Linked DNA regions of Homo sapiens: all the other regions are linked to region 2. Evidence: chromatin contacts called from ENCODE Hi-C or POLR2A ChIA-PET data. All regions are on one chromosome and are shown on one strand. Each heading gives the region's core, a stretch centred on a gene start or an enhancer-like site at or near the end of the contact. The rest is flanking DNA. Distances are from core to core; before and after follow the strand shown. Region 1 overlaps ARHGAP18 (Rho GTPase activating protein 18). Region 2 overlaps LOC105377999 (a long non-coding RNA gene). Region 3 overlaps L3MBTL3 (L3MBTL histone methyl-lysine binding protein 3).

The links. A loop is a pair of places that touch in the nucleus more often than their neighbours do. ChIA-PET counts read pairs that join two places held with the same protein, here RNA polymerase II (POLR2A). Pooled maps may share reads with other maps.
Region 1: a loop to region 2 is called in a map with no recorded cell type, with 5 times the contacts of the local background. The contact joins two enhancer-like sites. A Hi-C loop is called at or near these places in 6 of 37 single-sample maps with no recorded cell type and 4 of 50 pooled maps. POLR2A ChIA-PET finds 5 or more read pairs at or near these places in 2 of 52 experiments (AG04450 and GM12878).
Region 3: a map with no recorded cell type shows a loop between it and region 2 (3-fold over the local background). The contact joins two enhancer-like sites. A Hi-C loop is called at or near these places in 6 of 37 single-sample maps with no recorded cell type and 3 of 50 pooled maps.

What each region holds. Positions count from the first base shown.
Region 1 is chr6:129,682,368-129,686,410 of GRCh38, reverse strand. The region is part of intron 1 of ARHGAP18 (Rho GTPase activating protein 18); the gene reads left to right. Among named protein-coding and RNA genes, the nearest start is that of ARHGAP18, 26 kb to the left of the region's middle. RefSeq lists an enhancer at 2,073-2,367. Within about 2 kb of position 2,275, at least 35 of the 41 ENCODE cell types and tissues checked have a DNase peak (open chromatin) inside an H3K27ac peak, as active enhancers do; they include GM12878, where a contact is called at or near this core.
Region 2 is chr6:129,881,134-129,884,685 of GRCh38, reverse strand. All of the region lies in intron 3 of LOC105377999 (a long non-coding RNA gene), which reads right to left. Among named protein-coding and RNA genes, the nearest start is that of TMEM244, 22 kb to the right of the region's middle. RefSeq lists enhancers at 1,859-1,908, 1,959-2,188. Within about 2 kb of position 2,010, at least 2 of the 41 ENCODE cell types and tissues checked have a DNase peak (open chromatin) inside an H3K27ac peak, as active enhancers do; they include GM12878, where a contact is called at or near this core.
Region 3 is chr6:130,112,882-130,116,668 of GRCh38, reverse strand. The region is part of intron 19 of L3MBTL3 (L3MBTL histone methyl-lysine binding protein 3); the gene reads right to left. Among named protein-coding and RNA genes, the nearest start is that of L3MBTL3, 96 kb to the right of the region's middle. RefSeq lists an enhancer at 1,643-1,772. Within about 2 kb of position 1,513, at least 3 of the 41 ENCODE cell types and tissues checked have a DNase peak (open chromatin) inside an H3K27ac peak, as active enhancers do.

The sequences.
Region 1 (4,043 bases), core at 1,026-3,525, 200 kb after region 2:
GCTTTCAGATGCTCCCTGAACATCACTTGTAGAATGTGCAGAGAGTCTTATGGGAATGGCTGGGAAGGCAAGCTCACTAGGAGATGAGCAGCCCAGCCTGTAGGGGACAGTGCAAAGGAGAAAGTGGCTGAGGAACACAGGGCAGCCATGGTAGGAGGGTTTGGGAGCGTGGGAGTTCATATTTTACACTATGTTGGTACTTACCATGCAAATGAACGGCCCTGCTGGGAAAAGAACCTTTATCCAGAGAGGGGATCCGAGGAAATAGTAAGAGTTGGGTTCCGAGAAGCTGTGCTGCATCACGGGAGAGCTCGGTGTTAGGGTCTTTTGCAAAAACCCAAATTTATTTAATTTTCCTTTAGCACAGACTTTTCCTTTTCTTTTCTGATTTTTCTGCCCCTCCGCCCGCCCCCGGCAATGTAAGGGCTGAAGAAGCATTTTTCTTTTACAGTGGGGTCAACTTGCTTTTGATTTTGAAAGTTGTTGCCAACATACAGGCAGGGTTGTTGCAAAAAGACTTCTTCGTTTCCTAGAGGAGGGCTTGAGTAGGGAGAAAACCATCTGGACTTCTCACTTCTGGGAACTCAAGTATTAACTAAATTCATTTTTGTGTGTAGATCAGAGGGGAAAATAAGAGGAAGTGGGAGAGGAAAAAAAAAAGCTGCCTTGTATTTTTGAATATGGAAAAAACTATCAAGTGATCACCGTGATCAGCACATTTAATGGTTGCATTTAAGTCTGAATAGAATTTTTGAGAAGGCTGGGCTTTTTTGACATCTCTTTTTAATGAAAAATATGTAACAATAACCTTTATACAGTACCTTCAATTTGCCTGGTATTGTGTGCTTTATAATATCCTATATTTGAATATTGACTCATTTATATTTCACAATTTTTTTTTTTTAGACGGAGTCTTGCTCTGTTGGCCCAGGGTGGAGTGCAGTGGTGTGATCTCAGCTCACTGCAACCCCTGGCTCCCAGGTTTAAGTGATTCTCCTAGCTCAGCCTCCCAAGTAGCTGGGATTACAGGTGCCTGCCACCATGCCTGGCTAATTTTTGCATTTTTAGTAGAGATGAGTTTTTACCATGTTGGCCAGGCTGGTCTTGAACTCTTGACCTCAATTGATCCGCCCACCTCGGTCTCCCAAAGTACTGGGATTACACATGTGAGCCACTGTGCCCAGCCCTATATTTCATGATTCTATGAGAGTAGGTATAGTTATGGTCTCTATTTTATAGTTGGGGAAACCGAGGCCCAAAAGTGAAGAAAACTTGCTCAAGGTGACATGCTAGGAATGTGGTGGAGCTGCTTTGAAACCCTGGCAGCCTGGTTCCAGAGGCTGTCCTGTTAATTACTACGCTGTGTCCAGTGTCCACCGCCGGAGTCTGAGAAAGCAGTAATGACGTTTCTCTATTTCAGTGACCTTGCATATTGGATTTGCCCAGTTTACTTTGGAAGTACCCATTCCACTTTTCTAGGATCATGAAACACTGTATTTAATACTCAAATATCTTAGTGCTGATATCTTCTCTGATTCTAGAGGGCATTTCACAGATCTTACTGAAAAATTCCTTGGGGTAGTATTAGGCTTCGGGTTAAGTAATTTATTTATTAGACAAATTTCTTGGCTTTCATGATTTGGGTAAAGTATGGTCAATCTGTGTACTTCTGATTATATGCTAAACACGTGAAAGTCACCAGATGGCCAACTACGATGATTCCCATGGACTTCTACGGATATATTAATGCTGTTTTGGAGGACCCTCTGTGTGCCGCAGGCTCCATGACACCTAATGTTGGTGGATGCGTTCTGGTGTGTATGTGTTTCCATGAAATTTACAAACTAACACACAGCATTCTAACATGTTCACTTAGGAACTTTCAAAACTTTGCCCTACAAGACAACATTCTCAATAGAGAAAATTTAGAAAAATAGCAGCACAAAAGAGGAGGCAAAAGTCACTTATATTATTAATATAATACTACTCTAGAGCTAACCACAATTGAATTTTATTTTGCCTCAGTATTTTTTTCCCATGCACATTCCTAGGCATGCTATCTTAAAGCAACAGTTTGTGTAGTTAATCTGTTGCTCTCCCCACAGTTATATTTTAACTAGGGTACTGAATACAGAACGTTTTGCACATGCATTTTTGCTGGAGAAACCACAGATATGTAGCCATTTATAGTGTTTCTTAGCTATCGCATGCATCATTTCCTCTCCTACTTCCTCCTGTCACTGGCAGTCCTGCAGCTGGCCTGCCTTGCCACTCCTGACATCTGAGTCATCACTGACATCTCTCTCCCCAGGCCTGCTCAAGGAGCTCTTACTAAGCTTTGTTATTTTTTTCTCTCCAAGATTTTTCAGATCTGTACTTTATTTTTCAACGCCCCAACTCAATCCTAATCTGCACTTCAATCATCTCGCGCTGTCAGTGTCAGTTTCTTGGCTTTGAGCTCCTTCTCTTTTCAATTCACATTTTCAAAAGCCATTTTCTCCCAAGTGTTTTCTCACCTTTCCTTTCTTAGCAGAACTCCCCCCCGCCGTGGTTACACCTCCACGTTACTTTCCAGGTATGCCCACATCATTTTATGATTCTTGATGGTGTTCTCATTCACCATATCCACTTTGTGCAAGGCAGAGATACACCTTGCTGCTTTGTTATTGCATTGTTGTGAAAGGTAAATTGGGCTGGCCCCAGAGAAAATTGTGAAATAAGGAAAGATTTTGCCATCTCCAACCTCTATTTTCCATTACATTTTTGACTCATCAGGGCTTTTTTCTTCTCTGACTTGTTATCATTCCGCTCTGTAATTCATACTGCTAATCAAAATATGAAAGGATCTGATATTGGTTGTTTATACGTAAATGAATTTGATCACAAATTATTAACGTGTGATCAATGTTTTAATGAAATGAAGCTAATGCAAGTAGATATAGTTTTTCATTTCTACGGGAAAAAAAGCCCGTACTTGGCAGATAAAAAAACCAACAACCCTGTGCTGGTTCCTTCCACCTCAAATTAAAAGAAAAAACAAGGCCGGGCGTGGTGGCTCACGCCTGTAATCCCAGCACTTTGGGAGGCTGAATTGGGCAGATCACGAGGTCAGGATATCGAGACCATCCTGGCTAACATGGTGAAACCCGGTCTCTACTAAAAATACAAAAAGTTAGCCGGGCGTGGTGGCGAGTGCCTGTAGTCCCAGCTACTCGGGAGGCTGAGGCAGGAGAATGGTGTGAACCTGGGAGGTGGAGCTTGCAGTGAGCCGAGATCACGCCACTGCAGTCCAGCCTGGGTGACACAGCGAGACTCCGTCTCAAAAAAAACAAAAAAAAAAACAAAAAAAAAAAAAGAAAAAACAAAACACATTTCTCACTTTTTTTTTCCTGAAGTATATAAGTCTGTGAATAACCATGGTGGTAAAAACAGAAAGGAGAAACAGAACGAGAAAGAAAGAAATAGAACAATCAATAGAATATAGTAATATTATCAAGCTATGTCTTTTGATTAAAATGTATTATATGGTTTACCTTGATTAAAATGCATTATGTGTGCAGTTTTCTCAAAAAAATTCTTATTGTGTTTTATTGTTCAGTCCCTTGTTTATTCTCAGCTGTGTGTCCAGTTACTCTATCCATCTTAGACTATAAACTCATCAAGGCATTAAACATGTTGTTTTCTTTATTCCTGAATCTCAACATCTAGTTAATGCCAGGCAGGCTGTGGACAGTCAATAAATGTTTGCTAATTATGTGATGATGCTTTGGGACATAAGAATGTTGCTTTGTGTCTCTAGGGTTTTAGTTTATTTTTACCAGATCAAACTTTAGAATTCGACTAACACTAATGTCAGAAGTCTGTGTTTCAGTAACCATCTACAGATAATGGCACCCAGTTGTCCATGAGGAGATGCCATTTGCATCCTGTGTGGGTGACAGCTATGCTTTGATTCCTCTTGGATCTGTAGGACTACTTGCCTGTAAGACCTCATGTATTGTTCTGGGGGTCTGCCAGAGAGGGAAGCTAGCCTCAGAACACGG
Region 2 (3,552 bases), core at 761-3,260:
TAACATATTTCCTCTTGACATGAAAGACTATTTCATTGTCAAATTATTATAACCTGTGCGGTGCCATATCTGCATTTATGTTGAAATCTTATTTAATTTTACCTTTGTCATATGGGAACTGAAGTAATTTAAGATGTGATATTAAATTTTGGATACTAATAAAAAAATTTTTTTACATTAATAAAAATTCTTTTTATACTAAAGGCTTGCTTAGTATTCCAGTTGCCCTCTGGAAACAGCTGAAGGACCTCCTTAGGGTGAATCATGTTGCACTGAGGATTTTCTGCTTTTCTGATAATTAACCTCCCTTGGCAGACCAAGAGAGAGCCACACAATGCCAAATTTCAACACTGTCTTTGGTCGTATAGTCAAAATTTTTATTTAACAGAATGACTGATGTGATTCAAAATAATTTTTTAAAAAGCTAATGTACAAATTTTAGGATCTCATAAAACTTGAAGCATATGTTGAAAGCCAATCGAATATAATCATAACAATATTAGCAACTCTTTCAGTGTTTTTCTGAAAGCAGGTTTGAAACAGGAAGATAAAGATAAAATGAAGGCCTTTCTAAGTATAAAAAACTTATTTAGAAAATGAAGCAAATTTCATCATGAGAATAAGTCATTGCTGCCAGTGAAGATACTGAGCTAAATAGTGCTCAAATAGATTCAATAAAAACATTAATCCCAAGGTTTCCTAGATTAGATGAATTGAAGGATCTCATGTAATACATTTCTATTGCACTTATAAGGAGTGTTATACTATTGGCAGCTAAGATTTAGTGGGTACCTACCATATGTCAGGCAAAAACTGTATTACTGAGTTCTCATATGAACTCTCAGAGGTAGTTGCTATAATTATTCATGTTTTGAAGATGAAGGGACTGATACATACAGATAAGTTAAGCAAATCTCCCAAAGTTATGTGATTATTAAGTGGTAAGTAGCTGGGATTTGAATCTATAATCAGGCTCCAGAGTCAAATATCTTAACCACCACATCAACTCAACTGGGTCATATCTATATTTTAATAGTAGGATTTGCTTATCATCAAGATAAGTCATTATATGACAAATGAAGTAACTGCAGATCAGAAAGTTTAAAGAAATGATCCCAAGTCATTCAGTTAGTAGGAAAGCCAAGAATGAATCCTGGTTTCCCTGTCCAATGTGCCCCTCCAAACTGCTGCCTCCCAGTTATATAATATGTTAAGAAAACCAGAAAGCAAATTTAGAAATAGAGTCTGTGGCAAAATGACCACAGAATAATGAAACATGACCAAAGCGATTTAATCATTTCGATTTACATAGCCTGTCTAGGTGCCCCCTCCCAACTCCCACTCAAAGTTTTCTATTCATCATGGCATTTTAAGAAGCCTCAATAAATTGATCTGACTGAATTTCTTAGACATATATAATTCAGCCAGTGTCCTGAGTTATGGCCATGAAGATGACACAGTTTTAGCTCATTTGTAAATGATGTTATTTAAAGCATGTTATTGTTTGGATTGTAGATTAAGAAGGTAGGAGCTTTCTGAGCTATTCATCTGACATCTTTTATTAATTTTAAATTAACCTAGAAATTAAACTGAATTACTTTTTGAGGATGAAAAATTGGTTTGGTAATTATTAGCTTGCATTTTATTCTTAGGTCATGCCTTGAGTTGCTTATATAACCTTCAGAAAGTCAATAAATCTCTCCAGTGATCCACGGAGGGGAAGGAAGAGTAGTGTGGTTAGGTGGCCCGCCTGAGAGCCACAGTGGGGCAGGGGAGCCCCCACACCCCAGCCAAGGGAGGCTGTTGGTGCCCCTCGAGGTCAGAGATCCCAGAAGAAAAAGCAGGCACCCATCTTTGCCGCTCTCCAGCCTCCTTGAGTGACATATCCAGGCACCAGAGTGAACCAGATGAATAGGGCCTGAAGTGAACCCCCAGCAAACCGCAGCAGCCCTACAGAAGAGGAACTGAACGTTGAAGGAAAAACAAACAGAAAGCAACAACAACGGCAACATCAACAACAAAAAGTCCCCACAAAAACCCCATCCAAAGATCAGCAGCTTCAAAGATTGAAACTAGACAAAATCAAGAAGATTAGAAAGAATCAACAAAAAAACACTGAAAACCCAAAAGGTCAGAGTGCCTCTTCTCCTACAAATGATCACGATGACTCTCCAGCAACGGTGCAGAACTGGCCAGAGGATGAGATGGACGAATTGACAGAAGTAGACTTCAGAAGATGGGTAATAAAAAACTCCACTGAGCAAAAGGAGCATATTCTAACCCAATGCAAAGAAGTTAAGAACCTTGATAAAACATTAGAGTAGCTGCTAACTAGAATAACCAGTTTAGAGAGGAATATGAATGACCTGATGGAGCTGAAAAACACAGCATGAGAACTTCATGAAGCATACACAAGTATCAATAGCCAAATCGACCAAGTGGAAGAAAAGATATCAAAGTTTGAAGACCATCTTGCTGAAATAAGGCATGCAGACAAGATTAGAGAAAAAATAATGAAAAGGAATGAACAAAGCCTCCGAGAAATATGGGACTATGTAAAAAGACTGAACCTACAATTGACTGGAGTACCTGAAGGACACTGGGAGAATGGAAAAAGGCTGGAAAACACACTTCAGGACATTATCCAGGAGAAATTCCCCAACCTAGCAAACAGGCCAATGTGCAAATTCAGGAAATACAGAGAACACCTCTAAGATACTCCCAGAGAAGATTAACCACAAGACACATAATCATCAGATTCTCCAAGGTCAAAATGAAGGGAAAAAATGTTAAAGGCTGCCAGAGAGAAAGGCCAGGTCACCTACAAAGGGAAGCCCATCAGACTAACAGCGGACTTTGCAGCAGAAACTCTACAAACCAGAAGAGATTGAGGGCCAATATTCAACATTCTTAAAGAAAAGAATTTTCAACCCAGAATTCCATATCCAGTCAAAACTAAGCTTCATAAGTGAAGGAGAAATAAAATCCTTTCCAGGAAAGCAAATGCTGAGGGATTTTCTCACCGTCAGGCCTGCCTTGCAAGAGCAAACTGGAAAGGAAAAACTGGTACCTGTCACTGCAAAACAACCCAAAATATAAAGTCCAATGACACCATAAAGAAACTGCATCAACTAATGTGCAAAATAACCAGATAGCATCATGATGACAAGCAAGCTGGATAAAGAGTCAAGACCCATCAGTGGGCTGTATTCAGGAGACCCATTTCATGTAGAAAGACACACATAGGCTCAAAATAAAGGCATGGAGGAAAACTTACCAAGCAAATGGAAAGCAAAAAAAAAAAAAAAAAAAAAAAAAAAAAAGCAGGGGTTGCAATCCTACTTTCTGACAAAACAGACTTTAAACCAACAAAGATCAAAAAAGACAAAAAAGGGCATTACATAATGGTGAAAGGATCAATTCAACTAGAAGAGCTAACTATCCTAAATATATATGCACCTGATACAGGAGCACCCTGATTCATAAAACAAGCTCTTAGAGACCTACAAAGAGACTTAGACTCCCACACAATAACAGTGGTAGACTTTAACA
Region 3 (3,787 bases), core at 264-2,763, 230 kb before region 2:
TGCTTCTCCAGCCTCAGCCTCCCAAGTAGCTGAAACTACAGGCATGCGCTACCATGCCTGGCTAATTTTTAATTTTTTTGTAGAAACAGCGTGTCACTATGTTGCTCAGGGCTGGTCTGAATTTCTGGCTTCAAGCAATCCTCCTGCCTCACCCTCTCAAAGCATTGAGATTACCCACACTGCAGCTGGGTGCATGAATCTTAACATGGAGGAAGCAGCCCAGCAATAGTGGTTACACATATGATCTTAGGAAGTGAAGAGATCTGGTTTAAATTTCAGTTCTGCTACTCACTAGGTTTACACGACCATCAGCAAATTACTTAATTTGTCTAATTCTCAGTTACATCATTGGTAAAACAAGGATAATAAATCCTTTACGTCAGAGGGGCATGTTAAGAATGAAATAAAATAATGTATAGAAAGCACTTAGCACAGAGCCAGGCACTTAAGTAGGAGCATGATGCACAGCAGCTATTCCTAGTTATAAATTACTTATATTGTAGGATAAAATTATCTACTGACACCTGTTGTCTTTAACTAACCTTTCTTCAACTATTAAAATAGCTTTTAGAGTAATGGTTCCAAGCACAGACTACAGTCAGACTGTCTGGGTTATAACCCAGGTCTGCTACGGACTAGCTATGTGGCCTCTAACCAAAGGAGGTTCCATGTTTGTAGAATGAAGGTGTGATGATAGCAACTACACCACATAAGGTATCATGAAGATTAAATGCACCCACATAGGTAAAAGCACCTAAAAAAAAGTGCATGGAAAACAGCAATTTCTCTTGGAATTTCAGAATTTTCAAGAAGCCATTTACTGCAATATTTCTTTAGTTGCAATTCAATACAATTCAATTCAATTCAATACATTTCAGTTGTATTGAATGGAAATACAATCATAGTGAAATCTTACTCAAGAATACTTTTGGTTTTTAATAAAGACAGTGGAATCCACTTGAATGGAAAAATGTATTCTTTATGACTCAGTATTTTCTTTTTCTCTGTAATTATGTGTCACTTTTTAGAGGTCTTACTGTCTTAATCTAATTATGCTTTGTGATAAATATTAGTAAAACAGACATTAGAATGGTAAATGCATAGGATGGCAGTTGAATATGTGCAGCTGTATTTCTTCAAGTCTGTTTGTCATATAAAAACAATTTCTAACCAATTACGTTTCAATTAGTTCCAGTCTGTTAAAAAATATTGAAAAACAAATTATTTTGCCCCAATTTAGGGATTTATCGATTTCCGCCACCTCTTTAAGTCCAGCAGGAAAGGAGGCAGATGCAGATTGCCATGTAGATTGAAATATTTGCCAACCAGGTTAGGAAGCTCGGATTGACAGTTATTGCTGGCCCAGCATCAGAGACATGGCTACCTTGCGGCAGCTCAAGTGTGAAAGTTCACTCCTTAGTTTGGCTTGGTTTAAAATAACGCCACCCTTCTCTTTTCAAAATAGCTTATTCTAGTCTCATGGGGCCTTTGCAGAACTGAAAGAGACTTGTACTTCCCCAGTAACAAGCGGGGAAGATGACTACCAGAGAGCTCTAAAAAATGTAGTTTTTCTGTTTTGGCCATCAAAAGAATGTCTCTTTGCATGCTCCCAGCATTTTTTTTTTTTTTAAGTTTCTGAGCTGTGACTTACTCGCAGGTAAAAACATAAGGGAATGAGAATCTCCACATTCTCTAAAGAAAGTTTAAAAGAATACTTGAACTGCCTCCAAAATGCCTCGTACAAATGAAGAGCGACTGTACTTGAGGAGCTTCAGGTCAAGGAGATCACCACCTTCGAAGGGATTCAGAAAAAGATGGCAAATAAAACCAGTGGGACTTGGGACTAAAACTTCTGCAACTATGAGTAACATTCAAATAAAGAGTTTTTAAAATTAAATTCCTTTTGAGATGATACAACAGCAACGGTTTTACTGAATTATGTTTTCATAAACATCACCCAGGAGAGGTAAACATGGTTTACTGTGTATCTAATGAATAAAAACATTTTGGTTAACAGGCCTATTTAATTATAATTTAGCATAAGGACCATACGCTAGTGAAAGAATACAATAAAAGGAATATAATGAATAAATGAGGTGGGTATTACCAAGATAACAAGGAAAAACCCTCCAGAAAAACTCAGCAATTAATCCTCTTATTAAATGAAAAGCCTTAACGAATAAGGTGAGGTTTGGGAAATAAAGATGATGTCTCTTAAGAGTGAGACTCTATTACTTTGTTGTTGTTGTTGTGGAAAAGAGAACAGATGTCACCGCTTTTCTACTCTACAGAAAAGGGTTTCCTGAGTCAGAAATTGGTGATATTCAAGGAGATAGAGTAAGATCCTGTTACAATATTGTTCCAACAACTTCACAGGCATATAGCAATAACACAGTCATCTTATCCCTGCACTTTGAATGGCTGCCTTGGTGTCACAGTGGTTGGCATCAGAACTGTGAGTGTTTTAACTAAACACTAAGCTACTCTTTGGGGTACATAAACAACTACACAGATTTAACTCAAGTTCTCAAGAGCTAGAATAGGAAAACACTTCCAGAGCTCCTAATTCATACCTGGAAGCCCATCAACAAAAAGGGAGAAGAGGTTTTACAATAGCCAGAGAATGCCTAGTCATTGAAATTACTTTCGCCGATATTCAACATGAAGCTCTCGGCCCAGAAGACCTCATGGGGCAAAAAACCAACTTCCCAAGGTTTACTAATTAACTTTTGTAATCTTTTAGAATGGTTGGCTCTAAATTGATTTTATTCTATTTGATGTGATAGTTTTGCAAAGCAAATAGATTTATATATGCTTTTAGCTTCATACTTTATGTTAGCTTGCTTTCCTATCTGTTTAACAGGGTACAGACTCGGCTTTCGGTGTGACTAGCAAAATTGGATTCGTGCTAAAAATATAAACCAGATTGATGTCTGCAATTCTTGCAACCGCTCTATGTAGTTCTCATAGTGGAAACACTGGTCTTACAACTTGAGAAGCCATTTTAATGGCCTATAATGAACTGAACAGACTGATTTCTGCCATTAGACCAGTTAAGCAGTGGGCATTTGCCTTGCAAGGTAATCTAAGCATTTGGCAGGCATTTTAAAGCTGCTTTATTGTGTTTCTGTGGCTGATGTTTAGCAGGCTTAAACAACATGGGAGCTCAAAACATTAAGTGATTTTTAATAGAGATAGTACCTAATTTAGAACACAATTATAAGCAGCTATAGAATAGATTTCATGAGAACAAGGCTATGTGGGATGGATGCCCGATGTTTCCCAACTAATAACACATTGTGAAGTATTACCCCTGAAAAGGGTGTTTTCATTCAGTAGTGATTCCCAAAGCCTGATTTATAGACTACTTGCATCTGTCACCTGGGAGGGCTGGTTAAAAAATGAAGATTCCTGTGCCTTCATTTTTATGAACACAAGAATTCCATTTCCTGAATGAGTACCTCCGGGAGCAGTGCCTCAAAAGCCACATTTTTAACAAGCATCTCAAATGATTCTGGTGCAAATCAAAGTTTGAGACCCACAGTTTTATTAAGACATACAGAGAAACACATATATTGTTTCACTCAGCTGTAGATATGCAGAGATTTAAGTTATCAGTCCCCAGGAAAAGCTACTCCACTCACTGGTAGAGCCCATGCCTCAACATCTTGCCTCTAGGAGCAGCGTGAGGGCAGAGATGAGCTGCCACTGTCCACAGTGAGGAAAGCATCTTTTCACAGCAAGCACTGGCACAAAAGACACTCCTCATACTTCTGATGAATAAATG